2 separate regions of the Homo sapiens genome follow, and region 1 is linked to region 2. Evidence: chromatin loops called from intact Hi-C (ENCODE). Cell type or tissue: endothelial cell of umbilical vein. All regions are shown on one strand.

What was found. Hi-C counts contacts between places; a loop is a spot of excess contacts. Peaks named below come from ENCODE experiments on the same cell type or tissue, not always from the same donor. Only the 100,000 strongest peaks of a DNase experiment are listed, where the experiment ranks them.
Region 1: a loop joins it to region 2, with 5 times the contacts of the local background. A loop is called at or near these places in 3 of 110 quality-filtered maps.

Annotation. Positions count from the first base shown.
Region 1 is chr10:91,550,924-91,553,423 of GRCh38, reverse strand. The region is part of intron 1 of HECTD2-AS1 (HECTD2 antisense RNA 1); the gene reads left to right. LOC105378433 (a long non-coding RNA gene) reads right to left here and starts at 93. Exons shown (of 3, transcript XR_007062244.1): 1 at 46-93. In endothelial cell of umbilical vein, CTCF peaks have their summits at 500 (motif pointing left) and 1,384 (motif pointing right); a DNase peak (open chromatin) is centred at 1,403; H3K27me3 peaks cover 146 bases.
Region 2 is chr10:91,911,764-91,914,263 of GRCh38, reverse strand. No RefSeq gene overlaps it. Among named protein-coding and RNA genes, the nearest start is that of FGFBP3, 3.5 kb to the right of the region's middle. In endothelial cell of umbilical vein, a CTCF peak has its summit at 1,246; a DNase peak (open chromatin) is centred at 1,263.

The sequences.
Region 1 (2,500 bases), 360 kb after region 2:
TTCTACTAAAAATACAAAAACTTAGCCGGGCGTGGTGGCACGCACCTGTAGTCCTAGCTACTTGGGAGGCTGAGGCAGGAGAATCGCTTGAACCCTGGAGGCAGAGGTTGCAGTGAGCCGAGATCATGCCATCGCACTCCAGCCCAGGTGATAGTTTGAGACTCCATCTGAAAAACAAACAAAGAAATCTCAGCCTGTGCTGGTCAGTTGCATTCTACAGGCAGAACCAGTTTCCTCCCCCCACCCCATTATTCCTGAGATCTAGATTTTGCAGGCACCAGGATTTATTAATTTACTTGACCATGGCTCAGCCAACTGGTTAAGGCTGGTTTCTATGCTGATCTGGGCTTTCAAATTCCCATCTACAGCTGCAGGAGTCCATTGAGACCAACTAGGGGGTTAGAATGACTTTTTCCTAATGTCAGGTGCGTTCCTGCGTGTGTGGATGTGTGTGCACACACCCATGCACACACATGTAAGAAGACAGCTCTGCCCCCTTGAGGAGACACAGCAGGGCTGACAGAGGGTTGTGTGCCCTGTACCTGGCCGCAGGCCTGAGCATACCCGCTCGCTTTGCGATAGAAGTGGATTATGCTAGCAGGCTCATGTTCTTCCTGCCCTAAATTTCGCTTCATCCCCTCTCTCCACAAGCTGGTTAGCAGCAGCTTGGGAGTTTGAAGAGCAAGAGGAGCTCCCTATGTGATCTGAACCCTTCTTTTTGGACAGGTTCCTGGGGATGCAGCTGGAGCCGGGCTGGTGGAAGCAGCAGGCCGAAGTGTTTTAGAATCTTCCTGAACCCAGCAAAGGGATGGGTCTGTCCTCCAAGCATTGGGGCAGGGGTTGGGGGGTGGGCAGTGGGAAGAAACTGTGGCTGCTTTTCCTGCAGAAGCCAGAAAGTTCGAATAGGAGAAGGAGGGGTAGAAGGAGAGAGGGAAAGAGAAAGAGAAAGGGGTGGGTCAGGGGGTGTGGAAGGAGAAGGAAGAATGGGGAGGAGAAACAGACACTCCTTCATGGAGATTTCCAAAAGGCCTGGGAGGGACCTTGCCAAGCCACTTCCTAACCATCTTGGGGTGTCAGCGTGAGGCTTAATGGGAACAAGGAGCATCTGTATGTGTCCTCAGCCTGCACAAGGGGAAATTCTGGTCTCCTAGGAAGAAAGCCCTGGAGCCAAGCCTCTTGGCCTCTGTGTCCACTCTCTGCATTTACTCTTCGAGCTCCGCTGTTCCTACCTTCATTTATGTTTCCGCAGTCTGTCCATCTTCGTTCTCGCTGACTCTCCTCTCCCGCCTCCAGTTGAAACTCAGGCTTCTGTTTCAGGGTTGGGGGTTCCTAGAGATTCTCCTTGTCTCTAGCTCCCCCTGCCCACCTCAGCGGGACCAAGGCCACACTACTGCCCAAGAGCCTGCATCAACTGCCAGTAGATGGCAGTCCTCATCAAATTCAAACTCCTCGCTCTGCCCTTCATCTGTTGTCAAGATCTTCTCTCCCTGGTCTTGTCCTATTCTCTGACCAGGCTTCCCTCTCCTTCCCCATGGAAGCCCCCAGCCAGTCTCCCTGGTGAGCCCTGAACATTCAGAGTTCATCTCTGCCTCTGTGCCTTGCTTTGCTGCCCAGGTCAGTTCCCACTCCCCAGCATTAGTCTAAAGCCAACTCATCTTCAAGTCCTGTCCCCAGGAAATGTCCCTGGTCACTTCAGCCTGACTACATCATTCCTTAATTCCCACTGCATGTACAGTTCAAAGCACCCACAGTTTTGCTTCTCACTGTTTTCGGTCTAGCTATATGTAGTCTCTATAAGGGCATGAACCATGCCTTTCACTTTCTTCGATCTCTGTCTCAGCCCCAGAACCCAGAAATATGATTATTGATTGATTAAAAATGGGCAAATTATAGCCAAAGAGATTCAGGGTAGGGAAAGTGCTTGAACAGGCCAGATATTCCTCCAAGGTCTTCTTGAGCAAAATGGCATTCTCTGGGGCTATTTTCCATGTTTGGCCATGCTGTGTTTTGCTAATACTATGGCAAACACTTGGGTGTTCAGTTGCATGGAGACGTTTGCATTTTCCCTTTCCACAGGCAGGCAGATGATTATTCAGGATGGGAAAACATCAGCATGGAAACAGATTTGTGGCTCAGCTCTCCTGCTCATTTTCTAATGTAAGAACAAATCAGTTGAGGCTGGGCACCATGGCTCATACCTGTAATCCCAGCACTTTGGGAGGCAAAGGCGGGTGGATCACTAAGCTCAGGAGTTTGAGACCAGCCTGGGCAACATGGTGAAACCCCGTCTCTACTAAAAGTACAAAAATTAACTGGGTGTGATGGTGTGTGCCTGTAGTCCCAGCTACTTGAGAGGCTGTGGTGGGAGGATGGGAGAATCACTTGAACCTGGTAGGCGGAGGTTGGAGTGCACCGAGATTGCACCACTGCGCTCCAGCCTGGGTGACAACAGAGTGAGACTTTGTCTCAAAATGAAACAAACAAAAAAAAGAACCAATCA
Region 2 (2,500 bases):
TCCCCTGGATATGGACCTTGGCAATGAGTTTTGGACATCACACCAAAAGCTCAAGCCACAAAAGCGACAATAAATAAATGGTACTACATGAAACTAAAAAGCTTCTGCACAGCCAAGGAAACAATCAACAAATAAGTGGCAGCTACAGATTGGGAAAAAATATCTGTGAACCATATATCAAATAAGGGGTTACTGTCCAAAATTTATAAAGCACTCATACAACTCAATGGTAGAAAAACAAATAACCTGATTTAAAAATGGGCAAAAAGACCTGAATACACATTTTTCCAAAGAAAACATGAAAATCACCAACAGGTATATGAAAGGGTGCTCAACACCATTAATCATCAGGGAATTGTAAATCAAAACCACTATGAGATACTACCTCACACCCGTTAGGATGGCTATTACCAAAAAGTCAAAAGATAAATGTTGGCAAGGATGTGGGGAAAAGGTTGTACACTCTTGGTGAGAATGTAGATTGGTACAGCCATTATGGAAAACAGTATGGAGATTTGTAAAGAAATTAAAAATCAACTACTATGTGACCCAGCAATTCCTCTTCTGGGCATATATCCAAAGAAAATGAAATGATCACCTCATAAAGATATCTGCACTTTCATGTTAATTGCAGCATTATTTACAATAGCCAAGGTATGGAAACAACCTAAATGGGTAAACAAAATGTGGTATATACATACAATGGAATATTATTCAGACTTAAAAATGAAATAAATTCAGATACATGCTATAACACAGATAAACCTTGAAGACATTGTGTTAAGTGAAATAAGCCAATCACAAAGGACAAATACTGTAGGATTACACTTACCATAAGATATCTAGAGTGGTCAAATTCACAGAGACAGAAAGTAGAATGATGGTTGCCAGGGGCTGGGGGAAGGGAGGAATGGGTACAGAGTTTCAGTTTTGGAGGACGAAAGAAAGTTCTGGAGATGGATAGCTATAATGGTTGCAGAACAGTGTGAATCTTTTTAATGTCACTGAAGAGTACACCTAAAAATAGTTAAAACAACAAATTTTATGTTATGCATATTATGCCACAGTTTTTTAAAAAATAACTCCCCTTTTCTGATATTGCATAATATGTCTATGTGCCCTTACTTTTTACTCTGGGAACAGTGTTTGTGACAGCGAAGCATGGTCTCTGGAGTATCTCTTAATTACAGCTTTCAGATAATAAATTTTTTTATTGCAATTAGAGCATTATGCCACAAGATGTCATTCTTTCATTAAAAATGGTACCAATTCGGTTCAGTAGTTGTTAACAAAAAGTAATGCCAAGGCAACAGACAAAAGCCTGGGATTACTCATCCATGCTTCACATATACAAAGACAGTTTTCTGGGAAAGAAAGGGCTTCCAAGTGTGAAATGTATTAATTAGCTACTCTTATTTTTGAAACTTGTTAATGTTTCTAATCTTCATAGGTACAAATTGGTTTTCATTATAAGTTGAATTGGTGTAATTTTTTTTTTTATTTTTATGTTTTTTGTTTTTTTGAGAAAGAGTCTTGCTCTGTTGCCCAGGCTGGAGTGCAGTGGTGTGACCTCGGCTCACTGCAATCTCTGCCTCCCGGATTCAAGTGATTCTCCTGCCTCAGCCTCCCGAGTAGCTGGGATTACAGGCGTGCACTACCATGCCCAGCTACTTTTTGTATTTTTAGTAGAGATGGGGTTTTGCCATGTTGGCCAGGCTGGTCTCGAACTCCTGACCTCAGGTGATCCACCCGCCTTGGCTTCCCAAAGTGCTGGGATTACAGATGTGAGCCACCATGCCCAGCCTGAATTGGTATAATTAAAACATAACTAATAGTAAAATACAAAGACAAAACATAAAGATCACTGATCACTGAAAGATGTAAGTGGTTTTATCACTAAATGATGTGTGAACCTGGACAAGTTATCTAGTTTCTCTGATTTTACCAGAGTGTTAAAAACTTCCTTTCTGAAGTCAATATACATTGCTATATATTTAATATATACTACTATATATTTAAACATATTCTTCTAATTCTAAAGTATTTTGGTTTTTATAGTAGTAACCAAACTATAATTGTTCAAATATAATACTAACAGGAGTTCAGTAATAGAAAATGCTATATGCAAGAGGACATTAGGAAATATAATAAGAATTCCTGATATCTTGAGGAAGTATTTAAGTAAAATATTTACTTGTGTAAAAAAATTACAGTCAGAGGTATAAACTTCTGCAATTAAAAAAAATCACATTTATTAATGAGAACATTTTTAAAAGATGATGGAATATTCTGAAGTTTTAAAACAGCTTTGCTAAGGGTCATTTCTGTGTGTCACTTTATTTCTTTTTATATAGCTATAGTATATTTAAACAATAATGCTGTCTTTTATAAGGGTTTGTCTATTTACCTATTCTTTACTCAGACATTGATGTAGACCTTGTCAGATTATTCTGAGTATTGTTAACAGTGCCTTTTTGATGGAATTCACACTTTTTGGCTG